Linked DNA regions of Homo sapiens: all the other regions are linked to region 2. The links are chromatin loops, found by intact Hi-C in ENCODE. Cell type or tissue: A673. All regions are shown on one strand.

Region 1 (8,000 bases), 190 kb before region 2:
TATCTGCCCTGTCAGGGAACTAGTCTTAGCACTATTATGTTCAGAGGCACCAGCCTCCCTGAAGAACCACATTATTAGAGGTTGCAAAGATAATGCAGAGATGAATAGTCTGAAAAGCCACGTGAAAACTGCAAAGATGAATTAAATTACATTCCAGAGACTAAAGAATAAATTGGAAATGAGGCAATTTCTTATTCAAGAAGACTTCCTCCCAGTTCTCTCTGAACGTAAACATGCGGCTCTCTGTAGAGGATGGGGTCACCACTGCCTGGGGAAAGCAGCTTGAATTTTATTACCTTGGTGATCCCTGGCAGCATACACACTTCAGGAGGCACAAACCCTGCTCCCCTTTACTTTGTCTCATGTGCTGGTTTCTAGCTCTCATAACATTTTAATTAAATTTGGGCTTGTCTTTCTGTCTCACCTTACTCTCCGCATCAAAGGAGAGGCTTTTCACATGCCGCCTGGCTGGGGTCCCTGAAATTCTTGCATTCCAAAAGCAGGCTTCTTTGCCATACAAGGAGAGCGGCAATTAAATCAAAGCAGAGGTAACCTGCAGCTTCTATGAGAGATAGCTGCACACATAACTTCAATGTGACTTATATGTAAAGGTAATGAATTCTATAATGCAAACTCACATACAGGTCAAATAAAAAATGGCTTTGCATTAGATAGTACACTGAGTATTAGGTAGTTGTCACACAATAAATAATTCATCTTGCATAGCCACTTGCTATGTAAATGATAGTCTATGTATATTAACGCATTTAGCACTTAGAATAAAACGGACAGCTGGGCCAAATGAATCTCTCTCAGGACATATTACCATTACCATTCCCTAGTGAGTTTAGCTGTTCACTTCTAAGGTTGGTAATGAGGATATTAATTAAATAGGGCATGAGATTCATTTTGATAAAGCCAGAGTTACAAGAAAACAAGTGAGTAACTTTAATACACCTTGATGGTCTGGGCCATGGCACATATTTAGTTAACAGTAATGACTTGTAAATCAATTTGATTGGGAATCTGTGGCACTCAGGAAAACAACAAAAGTTAGCTATTTTCACTTGGAAAAAAATTCTGTTTACCTCCATTTTCTTTAAATGCCATTTGGTCACATGAAAAACACATCTAACTTTCTGGCTATTCTACAAGACGTCTTGGTTTCTTCAAAAGTAGCTACTAATGCATCTTCTGCATTAACACTTATTATGCATTTGGATACCACATCTATGGAAAAAGGTCATCTCCTCAAATTGCTTCATGATTAAATCACACAGAAAAAGAAATTTCCCAGTGATGCCTGAATTTTCAAATCTTTGTGAAATTCCAACCAAAATAATATTCCTTACTGGTGGTGTTGGACAACATCTCTCCCATCATATCTCTATTTATGCTGGATCGAGGTGCGTTTTGAGAATGTATTCAAACAATGTTTACCACCAGGACTTAGATGATTTACAGACTGAGGTGGCCCAAGTGGAGACAAAGTCTGGGGAAGAGTGTGGAGGAGGGGAGATGGCAGCTTCTGTGAAAGTATTCAACATAAGGAAAGCATTTCCTTCTTGGGAGCCACATTCAGTAGCAGGACCAAAGATGGAAGAGAAGAAGGAGAGAGGCGGTTTGCAGCAGCTTGCATCAGTCACAGCTCAACTAGAGAAGCTGAATAAGTAGGATTCAAATGAATTTATACAGACAATGAGCAATTTGGGGGGCCAGCTATTCAAATTCAAAGTCTGTAAGGTGATCAGTCAGGGAAGAAGGATTGCAAGCAGGCCAGAACCCCACAAACACAAGCTGCAGTGTGTTGTCCATAGGCACCAGTCAGGAAGGAAGATCCAGGAGAAAGAGAGAGTAACTGCATGTCCAGCTGCTGTGTTGAGTCCCTGAGCTCAGAGAAGGCTTAAGCCCTCTTTAAAGCCCTAGAATTAAGTAAGTCAGGCCCAACAATGATAGTATCCCTTTTGATTCACCTGAAGTAACTGACATGTGACTATAATCACATTGACAGAATTCCTTCACAGCAGCACCTAGATTAGTGTTTGACTGAGTAACAGGGAGAAGAGAGGTGTGAGTCATAAAATGGTCATCGCCGCTTCCTAAGTTATAGCCCACACTACCTAGAAACATAGTAGATATAGAATTTTAGGGACTGTAGTTCAGTCTAGCCAAGTTAACACAACAAAAGGCCATCACAGAGCTAATACTAAAACTTGTCTAGATTCATCAATGCTGAAAATGTGTATTGGTAATTATATAAATGGAAGAGTTGTGTTACTAAATGCCATAACATTCTGGAACTCAGACAGCTTTGAAATGGAACTCTCTCATGCATTTCCCTCATTGAGCATTATGCAAGAAGGACATTTTTCTTCTAACATTGTAAGAGTAATGGCAAGGGCTATAGCCACTTAGCTCCAGCTCTGTTGCCAATTAACTGGACTCCAGCTCAGGCAGAGTGATGGTAGCAGCAACAGCAACAGAAATGATTTGCCTCTTGGATTTGTTCCTCTGTGCAACTGATGAGATTGGAGGACTCAGCCTCAGTGGCAAGTGATAATGATGGATTCATAAGCATATGTTAGCATCAGTGGAATATCAAAGGTACATAGAAAGTAGACACCATAAAAGGCTGGAGATACTAGAGTCAATGATGTAGGAGACGGAAGCCATTAGAATTGGAGTATTAATGTAAATAGGACTACAATTGTACTCTTCAGCTACCAGCATCTCAGGTACTGATGTGGCGCCTGCATATCGTATTTATATACCAAGTTTCTGTGGACGTTCTAGGGCAGAGGTCACTATGACAGGGTAATACTATGCCAGCACCCATTCTAAGATCTGGAAGTCCAGAGCTGATGGACAGCAGTCAAAATGAGATTGTCAGAATGGGGATGCAACTAGAATTAGAACCTCAGAAGAGGTAGGTAAAGGAAACAAGACCTATGAAAGAAACACAGTCATTACAAAACCAAACTCGGAAGCAAAAAGATAGGAATAGAGAAGGAACTCAACAGCCAATAAACTAGTCTCTGAAGGTGACAGAAACTTTACTACACCTGGTAACACCTCCCTCTTTCCCTCTGACTTTGGCTACAAAGCAAACCTTAGCTTGCCTAATTCACCTGGGTCCTTTGTAGAATTCTAACCACAGCTCTCCATTAACCCCAGGTGTTCCTTATGTAAGGGGAAGTAAGTGTTCTTAGTGGAAATTTTAGAGACAAACAAGGGATAATAGAATAATCCTAATAGGAAATTAACCTTAACTCTAACTGTCATCACTTGAAAAAGGAATACCATTTGGCTAATTTAGTACGTTTGGAAAACTTCTCTCCATAACTTAAAATCAGCATAATGCTAACTTCCTTTCTATGATAGTGAGATGTTATATCATGGTTAATCGTAGATGTAAAACAAGAATAATAGAAACATACAATAAAAAAACAATTTATTGCTACATTATTAAAATGGGAATTAGAAATCTTAGAATTCTTTGCATTTCTTGGTAGGAGAATAGATAGGAGAGATAGAAAACCTAAAATATTTTTTAAATTATTAAAATGGAAGTTAGTAAAATTTCATTCTGAATTAAACAAATTTTTGTCTGTGATATCTATCTACCTATGTAACATGTATTTGTTATTCCTCTGGTACCTCATAGCTAGAGCTGTTAGCAGATTAGGAAAAAAGGGTGCAGCACCTATAATCATGGGGGAGATGAGGACAAAGAAAGTGAGAAGGCAAAATATGAGAAGTCCCATAGAGGAAGTAAGAAAAAGAGGATGAAAGGAGAATAGAAAGGATAGAAGAATTATAACATGGTTGAGGATATTTGCAGAGATCTCCACTGCATGTATGGATTGTTCCAAATGCCTGAAGCAGGAAACAGAGTCTAACAGAGAAGAAAGAGTAAAGAGGGGGAGAGAAATAACATGTAGCATGATTAAGACACCATACAATAAAACTAATATTAGTGAAAAAATAATGGGCTGCTTGCTGACCTCCTCAGACCTTGATTTAATTAGAAAAAAAGCTGAAGGAAGTTTCTTAGGTAGCACTGAATTCAGAAAAGGGGATGGGCTTTAGAGTTAAAATGTACTTCTGAGATCCTTCCCCCTTCTTCCCTCTAGTGGCAAAGATGAACCATCTCACCTCTAATGTCTAGGAAGCCCTTTCCTCTTAGAGTTCACTCCACTAGGTGTTGCCTATTTCCTGAGCTCTCAACCTCCCTCTCTCTACCACATATTCCCCTTCAATAGTCAAAACTTACTCCATCATTTCTGTCCTCCGTGTCCCCACAGCCCCTCCAGCTATTGCCGTATCTGTCTACTCTTTAGAAGGAGATCAGAGTGTTCTTTTGAAAAGTACATCCAGTCATGTTACTCTTTCAAAACCCTTCCAAGGCTTCCCACTGTATTCTCAACATCTTTAACATTTGATCTACAAATTGTTGCCCAGCCCAGCCCTTGCCTAGTCTCAGTCATTCACCATGCTTTAGCCATATCACCTTCTTTAAGCTCCTTGAACACACCCCGTGCCCAGTTCAGCCCTGCCTGCACTTGCTCTTCCCTCTGTCTGAAAGTTTTGCCTAGACCTTTCATAGGCCATTCTTTAACTTAAATGTGACATCCTCAAAGAGGCTCTCCCCTTGACTAGAAAGGAAATTATGTTAAATCACAGTAACCTCTCCTTCTATTATGACACTTTTAAATATATATATTCTGTGTAAAGAGTTGCTGGATGTCTACCTCTCCCACCAGAGTGTAACAACAGATACAGTACATTTTACTTACCTCACTCAGTATCTACATAAATAACTGTACTATTCATCCTAAAAGCAGATCTTGTAAGTACAGGGATAAGTGCTTCCACCCTTTATCGAGGAGTTCTTATGTTGTTAAACTTAGTGATACCTGGAAAATTCATCACTGATATCAAATATTTTCTGTAAAAGGCCAAATAGTAAATATTTGATGCTTTGCAGACCAAAAGGGCCCCGCTGCAACCATTCAGCTCTGCCTGTGGCGTGAAAGTTGTCATAGATGATACACAAATGAATGAGCATGGTTGTGTGCCAACAAAACTTTATTCATGAACACTGCAATTTGAATGTCATATAATTTTCAAATGTCACAAAATATTCCTCTTCTTTGGATTGTCTTTCAAATTTAAAATTATAAAAACTATTCTTATCTTGGGGCCATACAAAGGCAGGCAGAGGGCTGGATTTGGCTTGCGGCCTATCATTGGTTGAATCTGATCTGTTATAACCACTTAGTTTCCCAACCTTTCTCCCATCCTTTCTCCTAATTGCAAAAACAAACCAATAAATTACAATGATAAACACTGCTCCCTGGAGAGGAACCATAATCCAGTTATGGCCCCCTACCCCCATCCCCTGCTTGAATCCTTCCAGTGGATTTCCATTTCTCTTAATGTCAAAACTCCTCAACAGGCCCTAGGAAGCTGATTTGGGTTGGGCCCACACCCCCATCATTGCACTGGCCATATTAGATATCTTTCTCTATTCTCATCCTGCTCATGCTTGCTCAGCTTCCAGGCCTCCTCTGGAGGCCGCCCTCACATTTTCCACCCTGCCCTTCCCCAGCTAGTGATCACTACCTCCTAAGGGGAAACATCCTTGCAGGTGTGATGCTAGTGCCTATTCTATGCCCCCTGACACCTACTTTTACCTCATGAGGCAGACCCAGCAGGTTGCCTACCCAGCGGCCACTGCCTCCTATCTCCTCTTCCCTTTCTTTTACCTGGCAAGGCTCATCTTCCACCAAAAGGGCTAGAAACTCACTTCCCAGCCTTTTACATTACTAGGCTATGGCCATGTGATCCAATTGTGGCCAATGAGATTCACTAAGGAAAAGGTCTCCAATTTGCAGTTTTGTTGATATTTGTTCCTTATCCTTTAGCTTGAAAAATTAAATAGCACATAGCATGTATATAGTGATTTTTAATGTTTAGAGTATTATATATTATGTCATTTGAACTTTAGAATAACCACGTGAAACAAGGAGAAAAGATAAACATTTCCCCACTTCAAAATTAGGGAAGGGTACCCTGAATTGTTAAGTATCCTACACCAAATATTTCAACTAACAAGCGATGGAGTTAAGCTCATCTTCTGACTTTCAGCCCAAGGCTTTAGTTGGTCTCCCTTCCTCCTTCATGCTAACTGACTAATAGTGACATAAATTTAGTCATTCGTCTTTACTTGTTAAACACGTTTTCCTCTATAAGAAGAAACTGGCTGATACTCATTTATATGGAAAAAGAAAATAGTTTTTTTTGTTTGTTTGTTTTGTTTTTTTTTAAGTAGCAGATATAAAAGCAACACCAGTAGTAACGGAAATGTAGACTATTCTTCATGGTCAAAAGACACTATGTATTTTTAAAAAGCAAGAAAAAATTGTTTCTGAAACCCTGAGATTTAAAGGAATACATTTTGACAAGTTGGAAAGTCCATATAAAATTTTTGCATTTAGGAAAGATTTGTCTAACGAGTCAGCAAATGCTGAAACCATTGGAACACCAAAACTAGTTTTTGTTTCAATTCAGATATTAATTTTTGTGTCAGTTAAACTCTTAGGAGATCTACTTGAAGGCTGAAGTAAATATGGTCGTGCTCCACCCATGTTCCTTCTTCAGGGCCTTTGCACTCATTTCCTCACTTCTGCGAAGATCCCCTGCTAGCTCACAGCTGGGCCCTGGCTGAGAGTTGCTCTTAGCAGCCAGGAAACTTCCTCCTCCAGAGTTTGAGCCCTCCCCTGGGACAGCTGGTAGCCTATTACTGTTGGATGATGAGATACAAACGCCTGGCTCCTTCGCCTAATTCATGATAACTTTTAAGGTCACGTAAGCACCAGAGTTTCCTGTAGATTGTTTTTTTGCAATCTACAGTCTCAGTTGCAATCCAAATATGGAGGGAGGCAGTTCCACCTTTCTCACTTTTTTTTTTCTTTTTAAGATGGAGTCTCGCCCTGTCACCCAGGCTGGAGTGCAGTGGCGCAACCTCGGCTCACTGCAAGCTCTGCCTCCCGGGTTCACGCCATTCTCCTGCCTCAGCCTCCCGAGTAGCTGGGACTACAGGCTCCCGCCACCACACCTGGCTAATTTTTTTTTTGTATTTTTAGTAGAGACGGGGTTTCACCGTGTTACCCAGGATGGTCTCAATCTCCTGACGTCGTGATCCGCCCGCCTCGGCCTTCCAAAGTGCTGGGATTACAGGCTTGAGCCACTGCACCCGGCCTCTCACTTTTATGTAACAGTATATCTGAGAGTATTATCCATAAAACCTTTGGTATGCAATTGTGCACCTTTGACTATGTTTCCAGGAAACCCAATCCACGACCAAGGTTAATTCTGACAAAGCGGAGGGACGGAGGGAGAGAGAGAGAATTTTATCTACTTGGTTGAAATTTGTGTTTCTCAAAAGATGAATAAAACAATATGTGGGAACTGCTGAACTTAGCTTATTTCTGAATACATTTTGCAAAACAAAACTGGTTTCTAAAGTAGACAGTATGAAAGTGAGGAAAATATATCTTCTACTTCATATTTTAAATAGTCATTATTAAATTACTAATCCAGAAAAAAAGATAAATATAATCTTTCTTCTTAAAGGCCACAATAACAAATAACCTTAATTAAAACAAAATATATTAATAAAAACAAAAACACAAAGTGGCATAAAAAAACTGTACTAAACATATTTTTATAAAATATATTTTGTATTAGGACAAGAGGATCACACAATAGGACGTAAAACTAAACCAGAAAGGGTTAAGCCTAAGATTAGCTGAGATAAACAAAAGAATGATAAAGGAAACTATTGGGTTTTTTGTGGCTTTTATTTTCTCTACTAAGCTTGGAAAAAGCCAAAGATCATTGCAAGTTTCCTTTGCTTCTTCTCCTACATTTATGTAGTTCCTGAAACCTATTAGGTGCTTAATAAAAGGTAAGAAAAGAAGGAAGGAAGGGAAAGA
Region 2 (8,000 bases):
CATATCCTTAGGCCCTGGGCCCGTTACCCCACCACCATCACCACTATCAACACCAGCCCCTTGTTTCATCACAGTGCCCTTCTTTTTTTTTTCAGATGGAGTCTCGCTCTGTCGCCCAGGCTGGAGTGCAGTGGCGCGATCTCTGCTCACTGCAAGCTCCGCCTCCTAGATTCACACCATTCTCCTGCCTCAGCTTCCCCAGTAGCTGGGACTATAGGCGCCCACCACCACACCCAGCTAATTTTTTTGTATTTTTAGTAGAGACGGGGTTTCACTGTGTTAGCCAGGATGATCTCGATCTCCTGACCTCGTGATCCGCCCGCCTCGGCCTCCCAAAGTGCTGGGATTACAGGCGTGAGCCACCGCGCCTGGCCCACAGTGCCCTTCTTACTCTCTCTTTAAATAGTCTAGTAGATTACAAGGCTTCAAGGTCAAGAGCAGAGAGTCTGGTAAATTTTGACTTAGGGATTTTGGCTGGACCAAGATGATATTTAGTTGTGCCCTCTTTGCACTAATTTTTTATTCACCTACCTCTATGCTCACACACAACTTAAAAATAAGATAGGGCAGAAAATGAGGACTTATACTTTCAAATTGTAGTATCTTGATGTCATATCTTCACCACCTCAGATGCATATTAAGGATAAAACCTAGAATAAAAACTGAATCACCAAAGAATTCCATTCCTTTGCTTATTCTGACCTTTCGCTTGAATACGTCAACATGTAGCTTTTGCATCTAGTTGTACAACTCTTGCATAGTGTCTCAGATTCTGCATTTCTCCAGTATCCATATTACTAAAGTGAGAAATTTTGTAACAGAATAAAATTGGTGCTACTTTTTTCTCCTCTATGGAAGGTATCTAAAATGAGACAGGTAATTTTTGTTTTTAAGAAAAGTAACCAACACATAACTTCTTACCGGATGCTTAAAATTACCCTAACTAGACCCTGAATATGACATCTTGAAATAAATATTCCAATAAGTAAATATCATACATGGAAAAACTATGAAAAATCAGCAGACAAAAAAATAATTTGTCTCATAAAACTTAGTATTGAAGTCTGGATATACTTTTGAGGTTTAAAAGACTTCAGAGTTGAAGCATGGCGTAAAATACAAGAAAAACATAAATAAACCTTTTAAGTATAATATGTTTTTTCCCAAACATGACAGTTACAGTAAGTAAATAAAATAATCATAAAATATCAAAGCACTAAATATATTTCCAACATGCACAAATAATCTACATGAGGGTAGGGTCGCTGAGACCCCACGATCCTGCTGTGAAATCCTGGCGAACTATGACTGTAGTCAACCCCCCACAATTCCAAACATGACAACACAAATGCTGAAGACTGTGTGAATTGTTTCATCACTAGACCTCGGAATTTAAAGTCCTTGAGGAAATTCAAAAGTCAGCCTAGAATTCTGTTCTTCCTAATTCAGGAATGGGTGGCTTTTGGGTTTTCTCTGTTTTTATTCATGATAAATTTCCAAAGGCACCCATGGCACTGTGTTCATGCTGCCTCATGTAACCAAGAGAACTGTGATGTCTGTAAAAGATCCCTGGAGTGTTCTCTCCAGAAGAGTTTGTCCAAGTTCACAAATTCTCTCTTGTACTTCTGTAAATATCAGGACGAGGTAAACATGAAGAAAGAAAAAAAGTCACCAGCATAGTGAAAGCATGATAATGAGGAAAAATAGACTGGAATTAAGAAGAGAGAAGTTTTAGCTTAAATATCAAGGGAGGAAAAAAAAAGGATATATTGATAATAAACCCACCGGATTAGTGCACTGAATGATTTTTAAAATAAATAATGATCTTAAAACCATTTAAAACTGCATGTTCCTGGAAAAAAAAATGCAGAAGACCTTTAAAAGTTCAAGGTTACAAAAGCTCCTGCAGGAGAATGCAGTTCTTGATTATTTACATATTTTTATTATTTAGCATTTTCTGAGATATTCTCTGAAACTAAAAATAGCTCATATTTACATAGTTTTATTTGCCAGACACTGTTCTAAGCACTTTAGACACTTTCACTCATTTTATCCCCACAACAACTCTGTGAAGTTATTACTGTTATCTCCATTTTACAGATGAGGAAACTGAGGCACCAAGAAACAAAGTAACTTGCCCAAAGCCACACTGTGATTGAGCAGTGAACCCCAGGACTCCAGAATGAATACTCTATCTGCTCACTCTGTAGAGAGATTTGTAGAGCGTGCATTTGGTTTAAAATACCAAGTTTATATACCTAATTCTTCCTTCAGCAATTGTAGTTATATATAACCAAATGAGGCAAAGTTGTGCAATAGGTGAAATTTGTCCACTTTGTACCTGTCTGGGGCCTTCTTCTGAGCCCCGTGCCTCCTGACAGTGCGCCTACCACAGCCTTTGGTAACCAGGATTCTCATGTTTTTTTCTACCTTCCATATTAAAAAAAAAAAAAATGCTGTCAGTTGTTAAAATGATTTAACAAATATTCCAATGAAGGACAAGTGGCCAGAGCTTCTTAATATAATCCGTGCACAAAAAGTATTTATTGAATGACTATGGACTGGAAGAGTACTGTATCTTACTGACTTCATGGCACCAAAAGTTCTAAGACTCAACAGCAGATGGGTTTAAAACCTTTACATTGATTCTTGCATAACTAAAGCAATAACTTAAGAGTCGTGTGGCAAGCTGCTCTCACTTGCTGATGCTCAAGTTAGTTGTAATTAAATGAGAGAGGGTGGGGGAGAGGGAGAGACATGGGAAGAGGGCATGGGTGGTTGTGCAGAAGATTAAAACACAGATTAATGTACCCTATGAATGGGGTGGGGGTGGAAGTGGAAGCAATTTCCAGAACGGGGAGTGGGAAGAGTAAGAAAAGTCAATTGTACATGTGGCATTTCAACACCGCAGCATTCCACCAAAACCGAGAGCCAGCTCAGCAGGGAACATCTGCCAGTTGCTTCCAAATGAAGGGGAATCATTCTTCCAATGAGAAAATAGTGATGAAGGATCGTCTTGGACTGGGAATAAAACTGAATTTTTACAGAGCCAACATCAGGCTTATTTTTTAAAATATTCCCACAACATTTAGATGTGCAGCGAGAAAAAGAGAAGAAGGAATCCACTTCCCCGGAATTGAAAGCATATCGGAAAAAGAGTTTAGTTAAGCATGTGCCTAATTTAAAGTACAGAAGTTTTATCAGGCTGAACCATATAAAGCTGTCATTTTTGTAAATCAAAAATGGTCAGATAGAGGCGATTTTACATGGTTCAACCTAAAAGAATTGAAGCAGTATTAATCAATATGTAGCTGTAAATCACAGTAATACCTAATCATTGTAAGCTGTGTTTTGTTCATAAAATAATTTTGCCATTGTCACACAGCTGGTAAATGGAAAGCTTTCTAGCTGGTGAGGTCTCCTATCATTAGCCCACATGTAGCTTCCATAGCACATTTATTCATTCAGCAAATATAGTTGAACGTTTACCATGTGTCATATACTGTGCTGAAGATCATTTTTTTAATGTGGACGAATTGCCTACTATTTCTTGCATAGCCTTTGGCCTCTAAGCTATTCACTGGGAAGCCTAGTGTGTTTTCAGTGTGAGTCAGATCAAAACTGTAAGGGGAGGGACAGGGTTGGTAAGAAGAAATGATAAAGAGGAGTTGCAAGCCTCACAATGACTTTATCTGTTTTTTCATATAAACACATCTCTAGAGGAAGGCATTTTAGACACCAAGGCCAGCCAGGAAAGGGAGCCAGCCTGGCCTGGAGCAGCTAACTACAAAGAAGCCTACGCAGCCCTGCCTCCCAGTCACAGCCCACTGTGCCCACATGAGGCCCACCCACAGGCAGGCAGAGCAGGTATGCAAGCAGCATCAGCATCGCCTGGGCATTCTTTAGAAATGTCTATTCTCAAGTCCCACCACAGCCCCACAGAATCATAAGCCCTGGGGGTGGAGCCCAGCAATCTGAGTTTTAACAAGTCCTCCTAGTGATTGGATGCACACATTAGTCTGAAGAACACTGCTTTAGGGAAGAGGAAGGCCGTGCAGGGATTAAGAAGGTTGAGGGCATGCGGGAACCCAAATGGTAACAAAAGAATCAAGGCAGCCCGGAAATACAAATCCTGTTGAATTTCACATTTTCATATGAAAATATCAAGTTGTTTTTTACTAGGCATTGAATCACATGAAAACTTAAACCACAGATAATACCAATTACTAACACACTGAGGAATTACAATGTTCCAGATTATTGGTTAAGTTCTCCACACAGATTTCATTTACTCCATCAAGAAACCTTATAATGCAACTATTTAACAAATAAAAAAATAGATAAGAAGTGAAATAACGGGTGGGTTAAATAACTTTCCATTTTCCATGCATTTAGCAAGTCGTGGGACCTAATTCAAAGTGAGGCAGTCTGATTTCGCTCAGCTATCTGCTACATTTCACAGGACATTCTAACACATCGTATCTCTTATTCCCAGCATGAAAACATGCCCATTCTCCATTCATTCTTCATTCAAAGTACTGTAGCTCCCACAACAAGGTGAGAGAAAAAAACGATGTATACTCTTTGCTGAGTTCCCACCCAAACCAAATACATTTTAGTGTTGGGAAAAGCATCCATCAGAGAACAAAGGATGTAGCTCCACCTAGTGGATAAATGTCCCCATTTATTTCAAATCGCCTTCTGTTTGTGCAAGAGCACAGTAATGAAAACAGAACCTAGTCCTGACAAATCACTACAAAGCTAGCAACCCCAGCTACAAGCAGAGACTTTGTTAGAAGTGAGCTCAGCTGTATTCCTCTTGGTCAAGACCCTATTTTGTGAGCTGTATGTGCAACAGCCCATTTTAGAGTATCACAAGAAGGACACACCCAGCTAGGAACTCTGTTATCCCCTCAATCTCTCTATGCACTGCTTTCTACCTCTGTAAATGCAGACAATACAATCTGACTTCTCTGAGTCCTGCTGGTAGGAATAGCAAAGAAGATTATGCTTGCAAATAAGAAATGTTAATTCTGCTTAACTACAACAAATCCCAGTTAGGCTTCATGGGATAAGATATACCTTTCATTCTCTACACACCCTTCTGAGAAAAGAAGTACAAGAGGGCAGGTGGGAAAAATGGAGCTCAAGAAAGTAAAGCAATTTGCCTTTGTTTATTTAGTGACAGGTAAACAGCTGACAGGTTTTTCTTTTACTGGCTTTATCTGACTCTGGATCCAGATCCATGATGAAATGAAGCCATTGCCCCAGGACTATGCTCCAGGGGTCATTCAGAATGGTCTAAGGAAAATTTCAACTTCCTGTGATTCTGCAATGGCCCTAAACAGATATAACTGAAATCTGCTTTAACTAGCCACAGCAGCAACATTGCCCAACATGTAGGAAATATTTGCTATATGTCAATGGGCTTCTATGTTCATTGAAGCTCAGGAGGCGTTGCATTGAATGAAATAAAGTCTGTTCACTGAAGTCCAGACCCTCATATGCTATTTAAATGAAGGCTCTCCAAAAGAAACATCTGGTCCACTCTATTCCCTAAATTATTTGGCCAAGGATCCTTTCTTTCTTTTTTTGGTAGAGCACCCAGTAAGACTGGTGTTCAGCGGGATATGCGATGGGAAACCCTGGCCTAGGGTGGATGGTGTGCTTATCACCAACCCTGCCCTCCCAGTGCACACCTTAAAATGATGTGCCAAAACAGGCCATTTCACATCAACATGGTAACTCTGGTAACCAGCATTTAAGATATTCAGGTCTTTCAAAATAAAATATTTTTGAGAAAAGTGAAATATTAATTGTAATTTTCCAGTATAATTCCACGTAGTTGTTTCTCAGTGGCTAGCTCCATCCCTTTCAGGGCTTCATAGACAGGACAGAACAGTCTCTTAGTCTATCTCCTCCTCAACACATGCCTCTAAGTCTGAGTGTTCTGCCCTCCAACCTCTCCACAGTTCTGGTGGCTCCCTCCCATCTCCTGTGTCTGATTCTTCCTTCCAGCAATGAAGGATGCATTCTGCTGTGTGGCCAACATAGACTCTGGGAATTCAAGGAGACACAAGACACAGCCTCTGCTCCCAAGGAGCTTAGATTCTTATCTCTGGGATTGCTCATATCTGCTCAGATGCCTGGCTTTATTCCCTGACTCTAAGGACTGAGGATCGTTAGTGGGGTTCTCCTGCCCCCTGCAGCAGCACTCAGTGGCCCTGCGTTGGCTCTGCTCTGGATTTTCCCATGACTTCCCAGCACACCCACAGCTGCCACCTCTGCCCGGCTGTTTCACTGAGTAGGGCTGGGGCTGCTGCTGGAGCTGCACATGGTGATTTTTGCTGTATTTTCCACTGCACAGGCTGCTTGCTCCTAAAATGGTAAAGGCTGCTTCTACTACACAACTTTGCAAAAACAGGTGAAAGAGAGAGGAGATGGGAGAGAGAAAGAGGCCCCGGTCACTGCATGCTATCGGTTCTGGGAAGCCAGGAGACAAAGAGCTGTCACCCAGTCCTCCATGTTTCACAAGGGGACTCTGAACAGTGTCGAAGAGCAGCTGCAGTGCCAGCCTAACTGTAGCGCTTCCTGGGAGTACATATGAGTCAATATAAACAGGTTCCAACATTTTTCATCTTCCCTATGGTATCTAAAGGCAGTGCTCCTCACGGCCTTTCCATGCCCAGCTCAGGAGGCCACCAGCTCACTTGGAAGCCCTATACTGGGGACCACCTTTCATTAATAGAGTTTATGCTTATCCTTGCAGCTCTCCCTGCTCCCACTCAAACAGGATTTTCTTTTATCACTCTAATTTCAAAATTACACCCAGGAGAGAGGGAAGGAGATTCTACTCCTCATTTCCTCCCTTCTGAGCTGCATGGTCCCCTTTTCTCCAGGCTCAGAGGCCATTTAATACAATTGTAGGCTTGCCCAGGAACAGAACCACCATTTATCATCTCACTTCTAGGAGAAATGATGATGCCTGGAGCACAGATACAGGCACCAGGGAAAGCAAGCCTATTTGATAATCGAAGGGATAAATCCAAGGGTCACTCCACCTTCTGATATAAAAGCTTTAGAAATGAAAGTTTATGCATTGGGGACTTCTTTTATTTAGGCTTTGGCTGACTGATCCTCCAAACCCATCAAAAATAAAAGAGCAAAGTCAGTCTGAAAGTAATCTTTGTTCCATATAACTTAAGATGAGACAGGGGAGGAGAGGGAAACTACAGTCCCCAGGCAATAGGTAGCAGGGAGTCCCCTGCCAAAAGGTGCAGAAGTTGATCTCTGACATCTTGGACAACTAATGGCTCCCATCTTGCTCATTATAAGAGTTGGACCTTATCCTGTAAATCAGGATAGGAGGCAGTGGCAGCTTCGCATCCTGCTTTGAAAGGATGCTGACTCCTACCATAGATCATCTGGAAAACTCCAATCTAAATTCTAGGGGAAAAAGAGATGCTGAAACCTCAGCTTTTTTCCTCTATTATTATCCACATAATAAACACTATTATTATTTATATATTATTTCTAGAAATAATATTTATATACAAATATATAATATATGTAACATATATTTGTGTATATGTTATTTCTAGAAATAATATACAAATTTATATAAATACTATAAATTATATATTATTTTATAATATAAATATATATTATTTATATTTATAGTATTTATTATGTGTATGGAGATAAACACACTTCAATGAATATTAGCAGCCCATTGCACTTAGGAATAAACATCAAACTCTAAAGTTGACCTGAAGGCCCTACCTGAGCCCACATTTCCTCCTGGTCTCCCCAGCTCATGTCATATCAATCTCCATGCCTGCTGCTCTGGTCCTTTTTCAGACCCTCTCAGGTGCCATGCTACTTCCTGCCTCAAGGCCTTCATGCAGGTGTTCCCTCTGCCTGGAATTAATGCCCAGCTCAAATGTCACTTCCTCAAGGACTCCTGCCCTTACCCTAGACCTAGGTTGGACCCCATCACT
Region 3 (8,000 bases), 140 kb after region 2:
AGTTCTTTATAAATTGACTATCTTTTTACAATGTTAGTTACCATAATACAAATTTCTATCGCCATGTAAAAGACTAACGGCCTTCTCCAGATTAGGTAATAAAGTCAGTTCCCAACTTGAATGAATTTGTGCCATTATATAAGAATTATAATGAGACTTTCCTCCTGGAATTTAGAAATAGCAGAAAAATTTCATGTTTGACTATAAAACAGTATAATCAGAATATTATTATAGAGGCAAAACTGATGACGACACCCCTCTATTTAAAATACTTTTAAGTGACTCCATAGGTCAGTGGCTAGAGCAATGGTCTTGTGAAACACTTCTAAGGTTTCCCATTATTCTTAGACTAGAGACCAACATTTTCAATATGGACTGTAAGTACTGCACTGGCCTCACCAGCCCAATCACATGCCACTCTTCCTCTTGGTTTCTGTCTCCACAGGCTTTGTTTCCTTAGCCAAAAACACTTATCTCCTGCCCATCTGGCTCCTCACTGGGCTAACTCTGTCCTATTCTTTCTCCTATTGTGTGTATTCTAAAGTATGCTACACTGGTCAGGCACAGTGGTTCACACTGTAATCCCAGCATTTTGGGAGGCTGAGGTGGGAAGATTGTTTGAGCCCAGGAGTTTGAGACCAGCCTGGGCAACAAAGTGAGACCCCATCTCTACAAAAACTGAAAAAGTTAAAAATAAAATAAAGTATGCTACATATCACCACAACATTCATTCTTCACATAATCAGTCATTCAGTGTTTGGCTTCCCCTAAGTGGTTCACTTATTCACTGCTGTATTGAGCCCTAGATTGAGCAGCAACAACTCAGAATCCTATTTGCTGAAGGAGTGACTGATGTCCCCGTGACACCTGATCCCAGCTTTCACTCCAGCCCTCTCCTCCACCACATAGAGACATTATGAAAGCATCCCCTTCTTGCAGTGAGTGAACAGAATCTCACTCCTCACCATAATAATTGCTCATGTGTTAGGGACCCATTCCTATGTTATTCTCAAATACTACATTTGCTTTGGGAAGAGTTGTTGTTGTTGTTGTTTTTAATTTCACCAAGCCAGCTTAAACTAAAAAATAATAATAAACTAAAATAAACCTCTACTAAGATTTAAATCTTCTTCTACTCTCTGCGTGTTTTTCTTGATAAAAATCATCCTTGAGAAACAATAGTGCTGAAGGGTAGAAAAGCCTCACAAAGAAGACACAGAACAGAGCACAAAGAAGATGATTAAAATCTGTATGGTCCCTAGACATAAAACCTTTTTTTTGAACCAAATCACCTTTATAGAAATTTTTGAATCAGGGAATGTACATTTGCCAGAACAAACAGCTCAGAACATGAATGAACTACATAAATCAGAATATAATCAGTTTTCACTCTGCCTGTTTATTGCTTCTGATGAAATTCTCTTACCAAGTCCTACTGAATTTGCCATTATCTGCTGTACCTGGGAAAAAAAATGATCCCAAAATACCCTAAATAATATTTGAAATGTATTTTAAATCTGGGGTCTATTTGGTTAGTGAGCTATATTACATTTTAAATACGATGCTAGACTATTACGTATTTATTTTCATAGTTTTCTTTACTGATTTGGCACAGTTTAGTTCAAATTGTACTCATAAAACCTAAGACAGACAAATGTTCAGGTCACATTTATTCTGGTCTTTTAAACTGCTCTGTTGTAACTACACAATGAAGCTAAAAGAGACATGGCTTTAGTAGCTGTGAGGATTTCTATTCATTCATGCCAAGTTCCACATTATATTTATCTCCTTGCTATCACTCAAGTACAGGCTCAATTCATTAAAAAATGGTCTTTGTGCTACCCCTATGAATCCATTCTTCTGGCTATATAAAATTAACTCCAAGTTCCCTTTGCATTTGTCTCAAAGTTTTTTGTTTCTTTGCATTCTTTAGTTGTATTTCTTCTATTGCTGAATGAATGGGAAAGAATTTAATTTGTAAATTCTGAGTCTCAGGTCCTCCGGGAGCCTATCTCTGCCTTAGGTTCCTTAGACCAAGGAATTAAAATGTTCCATAAGGTAGATGTTTCTGGACTGTATAAAGGGACCTTTTTTCTCTTAGCCTTAAATTACTGGACTATGAGAGTCAAGTTAATTTTCCTTCAGCTTTTTCTGCTGGGAGTGAAACATTTCAAATTTAAAACCATTTTTCTTTTTGTAAGCCTCAAGTGAATTATAGTTCTATGTGTTCGAGTATGTAAGTCAAAGAAAAGTAAAGTGACAATTGATTGTGTCATCTAGCCAAAAGATAGCAGAGATTTACTCACTCTGGTTGAGATTCAGGGTTAGGTCATGTAATACGATGACCCAACCTATCATAAGAACCAGGACAACTGCCAGTTTCATAAATCAGGACAACCGTGCCTGAGGGAGCGGTACCTACCAGAGTGATATCGCTGCCCCAGCCCCGTCTGGTACAGCTATCTTGCTGAGACAGCACACAGGATCGCCAGTGAAAGGCCTTCCCCATTTCCAATTACTCATTCATGTCAGTAAAGGAGTATGCCACTGTGGGGAAAAGCTACTTTTTTTTAATGGGGTATAATTACATTAAAATATGTGTTAAATTGCTCAAAATGAACTCATTCCTTCCCCCACATACCTATTCCATGTTTGGAGGACCCAGGTCCAGGGTGGCAAGGGGTTTAATCTGGCATTTCCTTTCATGAGCAAGTTATCCTGCAGCAGAGTGGCTCTGTGAGTAGCTATGAGAGAACCATAGTAGAGTGGCTATGTGATTGCCATCATCCAGCCTAAAACCATCAGGAAAATCTGCAGACTCAGAGTCAGGAAACAGAGGACCCAAAAAAAGGGAGTTCTAGGAACTCTTATGTCCTTCTGTGTTTTGAGCTCAAAAGAATTCACTCCCAGGAAGAGTGAGAAAGGCAGCCACCACTTTAGTAAACTCATTCTCCTTCTACTGCTGATTTGTAAACAAGCAGGAAATCATCCATGAAGAGGCTTCTGAGAGAACTGTTCTCAGGCTGTTTGACTTAGGATGAGGAAATGTACTTATAGGGAGGTTTTTCTGAACAAAAATTGCATTCATTTGTATATTTCTGATATCTCAACAGGCAGCCTAAAGTCTCATAAGCACTTCTGAGGTGAGTAGTTTTAGGAATCCAAAAGGATGAATGAGAGAAGTGAGAAACAGGAAGTGGGCATCAGGAGCCTAGGCCTGCCATTAAAGCCTCAATAGATTTATAAATTGCCTAACATATAAGTAGGATGAAAAAAGGAGCTAGAGTTATTTTTGGTTTCTTCTTCCATTTGTGTTATTTCCATGATCAATTACGTATGTTTCATGGATAGAGTTTCATTAATCATACACCGTATTTATTAAAAGCTGAGCAAATATGAAGCCTGAGTGTCGACCTTGGCTAAGATGAGGAAGACTTCTTCAAATTGCAACACAACATCACCATCTAGTGTCCAAAACCTGAAACTTAATTCAGTATCACTGACCTATAAAATCACGTACAGCAGCCTCAGGAAGAAACCATATTCAACAGATAAGGAAACTGAAACCCAAAGAGCTAAAATGATTTGCTCGTGTTCATAGAGCTGCAACTAGCCCAATCCTGGTTGCCCAAACTCAATTCAGTGTGACAAGGGAACATAACAGCTATTAAGCATTCAGATATTCTCAAGACAAAAGAGAAGATTCTCTTTTATAGCAGTCTTCACCTTTAAACAGATCTACCCTCAAGTTAGTGTATTAGAAGATAGCTACAACGGTATCAAATGTGGACAACTAGTTAGGAGGAACTTAATATAGATATAATTAATATAGATATAATTAAACAAACATCCAAGTTTATTTAAACAGAATAAAACAATAAGAACAGACAAAACTATAACAGCATTAGGTAAAGTATTTCCCAAAGGGCTTTAGTTAATAGCCTGTAAGATTCAGTACATCAATATCAAAGGAAATATATACCTTACTCATTTAATATTTTGCTTGGAAGTCAAAAGAAATGTTTTGAGTGTTTGTTTATCATTACCAGCTGTTCTGTCTAAACCCTCAAGAGATAGATTATAAGAGGAACTGAAAACAAGGACTATGGTGAGTCTCCTAATATTAATTGATGACTCTCTTAATATTCTATTATACAGATAAATTCTTCTAAACATCACATTTTAGCCTCTTCTAAGGTTTGTACACATCTATATCATTTATGAACCCATATCTAGCAGGATGTTTCTGTATCACAGACCTCAGGTTACTGTGGACTAGATTGGAGAAAGTGGGAAAGTACTTGGATGCAGTTTACTTTTCCATCTCATTCACAGATCCAGCATCAAGCAGATTAAATGTCAGTCTCTGTCCCTGCTTGCCCCAAAGGCAGGTTTTGTTCTGAGGTCTTCAGCCTCCTTCCTCCCAGCTGCTCCTGGGTTATCAGCAGCTAGTGTTCAGTACATACGGTGGAGACAGCTAATCATGCTAAAAATGCTTATGGCAATCTTCTGCCTTATGCTTGTTGGCTGACCTGTTATCTTTGTGCTTCTTCATGCCTTAGCTGACCAGTTGTGACAAAACCCCCTGCCAACTTGCTTAGCTGGAGTCCTGTCAGGGCCTCCACTGCCCTTCCCGCCCCAATTCCACTCTTGCCTGAGGGTTACAAGTTTTTAATCAAAGCCTTAATGCCAGGATTCTTAAGAAGGGGCAGGGAGCTTATCAGAATCACCTGGGGAGATTTTCCTAATTATAGCCCCCCACACACCTCATCTTTTCCTTACAGAGGGAGTGTTCCGTAACCCTCAGGTACATTGAGGAGGGAAAAAAGAAGTTGAAACCCATTGGCTTCAAGCAATGAGAGTAGTGAGGTTAATCTTCTTTTGATTCAGATGGAAAATATCTCAAAAGAGGGAAATGAAACCTTGTCTCCTAAGGATGAAACTATAATAAAACCTTAATTAATTTGGACCCCATTAATTCAAAACGTGTGATAATTAGAAAAATGGTTAGGTTAAAGTTTACCTTTCCTCTAGCTAGGGGAAAAGTGGCTGAAGATTACTTCCCTGTACCTAGGAAAAGTGAATTTGCTAAGCAAATTAATATTTCCAAAGAGAAAAATGTTTAACTGATTGAGCAAGTAAGTAGTTTTCAGGCAATTTAGGTACATTCAGCAGACAAACAAATGCTATTGTAATTATAAATGATCCCTTTCTAGTAATAGAATAGGCTTGCCCAAGGTTCTTTCCTAGGCAGCATTCTAGAAATAAAGTTATCCATTGGAAGTAATGAAATTAAATTTATTTTTGGACTCTACACAATTCTGACTGATGTTTTCTTCATTTAGAACAAACTTCCATGGTTTTACTGAATCCTACCTACTGATAAACTCAGAAAGCAACCCAAGTATCCCTGGCGCCTTGTTTCAGCCATCAAATGTGTGCAAGTAGTATATGTTCAAGTTCTTATTTCAGCAAAGAGAAATAGTCAACGCTTGGGAAGGAGTAGGAAATCAGGGGCAGGGGGTGAGGGGAGGAAGGCTTCACAATATATACATATAATTGGTTGAAAAATAAACATATGTGTTATCTGGAGTTTCTTTTTCCGTTCCATAGGTTATAAAATGGTCTTACTTGGGGTGAGAGGGGAATCAGAAGCTGTGTGATCAAAACGTCTTGAAAAACAGAAATGATGGTTTAGACAAAGTCAAGTGGGTTGCTTTATGCAGGACTTCTAAGAGCCTTTCCTAAGCAAGTGGGCAATGTCTATTTCTGAGAGAGTGGTGTGATATTTCCCAAAGTTATCTTCAAAGGGAATCCTGTCTTCACTGAGCATCCTGGGAACATTATTCCCAATACTACAAGGCCACTCTGGGAAACACTAAACCAGTTGTGTAGCAATTTATAAATAGCCTCAGAATTCCAATAGTTAACTAAAGATTTTCAGTTTACTATTTCTGTTGCCTAATTACTTTAACGCAGTTAACAGAAATAATAACAGAAAGTTATACCCCATATTATTATATTTATCCACCCTATTCCATTTGAGTTTCTTACAATTGCTGGCTGTACCCTGAGGCTCTATGAACTGAAGTTCCTGTGGTTTGATTTAAAATATTTTAATTAAGTGAAGCTTTCTGCCCCCAGGCTTTCTAAAGCAATTTTCAAAACCTCAGAAACAAACAAATAAACATCATACCAATGGTGTTACCACTGAAAAACCACAACCATTTCTAGGCAGGCATTTCTTGCTTTGTTGTACTAAGCATAGAAGTATTTTATTCCAAATGACAACAATAAATCATAAAGTTAGGCAAAGCAGTACCAAAGTTATATGCCTTAGGCATCATGGGAAATACAAAGCTCACCACAAAAAAACCTTCTGAAGCTGAAGAAGTCATTTTATATAGCGTGTATTGTGACTATCTAATTTAGGACTAGGGTTATCAAAGTTTTTCTGATGAAGATTTTTTTTCTGATTTCCCATAAAAGTGTTATGTTTTCATTTTAGGAATATACATGTGCATTTTCTTTTGGTTTCTGGAGGGAATCAACAAGGGTTTCAGGACATACATAGTAATGTTTCTCAACTGTAGTCCCAGTACCAGAAACTTTAGCATTCAGGGAAACAGAAATGCAAATTCTCAGACCCCCAAGTCAGACCTACTGAAAGGGAAATTTTGGAGATGGAGCCCAACAGTTGGTGTTAACAAGTTCCTCCAGGTGATTCTGATGTTCACTAACGATTGAGAACCACCCAGTTAGAGCAGAAGCTTTGATATCATAAAGACTTGGATTTGAAGTCACTTAATGGTTCTAATCCTTAGTTTTCTTGCCTATAAAATGACTTTGAAAAACAGTAACATCACCTGCCTCAAAGGGTTGCTTTCAAGAAGGGAAAAACGAGATAGACTCTACAATGCCTGGCAGCAGCCAGCTTGAAGACAGAACAATTAAGTCATTTATCAGCCCACTATTTAGGGTAGAAGGGAAGCCTTCATTTAGGGAGAAAACTAAGCTTTCGTCTTTTTCCTGCAAATATCATTCTCGAACAGCCAGCTCAGGGACCCCTGGTATGCTGTGAATCCTTTCAGTTATGCTCCCAAATTTTGTTCAGTGTATGAAATTGGTCCTTGCTACTCAAGTGCATATACTTTTATTACCACGGATGTCAGAAAGAATTTTTTGCTGAGTGGGTCTTGTGATTTAGTAAGAGCAAAACTACAGCTTGCTGTGAGTAAGGTAAAAGACAGTGCACCTTTGCCCAAGAACGATTTCATATTGACTGGCCAGGCAAGAACTTGGCCTCTGGAGCACTGCGGGAGTGTTCTCAGGGCAGTGAAGAGGGGACAGTGACAGGTGGGAGTGGGGGTCCAAGAGGCCAGCGTCAGGATGAGCACTCACAAGGGCCAGGGGCAGTGACCTCTCCATCTCACCCCTCTGAAGGGGTCCACTCTTCTTCCTCATTTTATAGATGCAGAATCTGATGACGAGAGTCATTAAGTAAGGGGCCTAGTGTCACTGAGCCAGTACCCAGAGCTCCATCTGTCTACCCTTCACGGCAGGCCCGTCTAGCTCCCAATCCCTGGGGTGCTATTATGAACACGGTGCCATTATAGTCACACCATAGCGGTGATTGGGTTGAAATTATTGCTGAATTGCTTAGTTTTGTTTTGAGCTTTTGAATTCCTTCAAGTACACCACTAAAATTTCTAATATCCCAAAGTGTGCCAAGAACACAGAAAGGATGATAAGCAGTGGGCTAGGTTTTAATGGTAAGTTTCTACTCAGTTATTCTGCCCCGGTGCCTTGCCTTTGGAAACCACATTGCAAAGCTTCAGCCTCCTTTGATCCTGACTCCCACTAAAATGAGTTTCTCTAAAGCGGGTTTAAAACTCATATTTGTATTCTACCTTGAATGCTTACAGTGACCCATAGTCTCATTTCCCATCTTCCCCTTTGGAATTCACCCTGTGGCTTCTGTTTCCTGCTTCCCCAGTCTG

The links. Peaks named below come from ENCODE experiments on the same cell type or tissue, not always from the same donor. Only the 100,000 strongest peaks of a DNase experiment are listed, where the experiment ranks them.
Region 1: a loop joins it to region 2, with 3 times the contacts of the local background. A loop is called at or near these places in 5 of 110 quality-filtered maps.
Region 3: a loop joins it to region 2, with 3 times the contacts of the local background. A loop is called at or near these places in 11 of 110 quality-filtered maps.

The regions. Positions count from the first base shown.
Region 1 is chr6:91,272,657-91,280,656 of GRCh38, reverse strand. No RefSeq gene overlaps it. Among named protein-coding and RNA genes, the nearest start is that of MIR4643, 250 kb to the left of the region's middle. In A673, CTCF peaks have their summits at 4,139 (motif pointing left) and 5,546; DNase peaks (open chromatin) are centred at 4,126 and 6,766; H3K27ac peaks cover 806 bases.
Region 2 is chr6:91,078,326-91,086,325 of GRCh38, reverse strand. No RefSeq gene overlaps it. Among named protein-coding and RNA genes, the nearest start is that of MIR4643, 440 kb to the left of the region's middle. In A673, CTCF peaks have their summits at 4,647 (motif pointing left) and 6,182; DNase peaks (open chromatin) are centred at 2,865, 3,965 and 4,645; H3K27ac peaks cover 3,039 bases.
Region 3 is chr6:90,936,511-90,944,510 of GRCh38, reverse strand. All of the region lies in intron 3 of LOC107986623 (a long non-coding RNA gene), which reads right to left. Among named protein-coding and RNA genes, the nearest start is that of MAP3K7, 350 kb to the right of the region's middle. In A673, a CTCF peak has its summit at 3,482 (motif pointing left); a DNase peak (open chromatin) is centred at 3,460.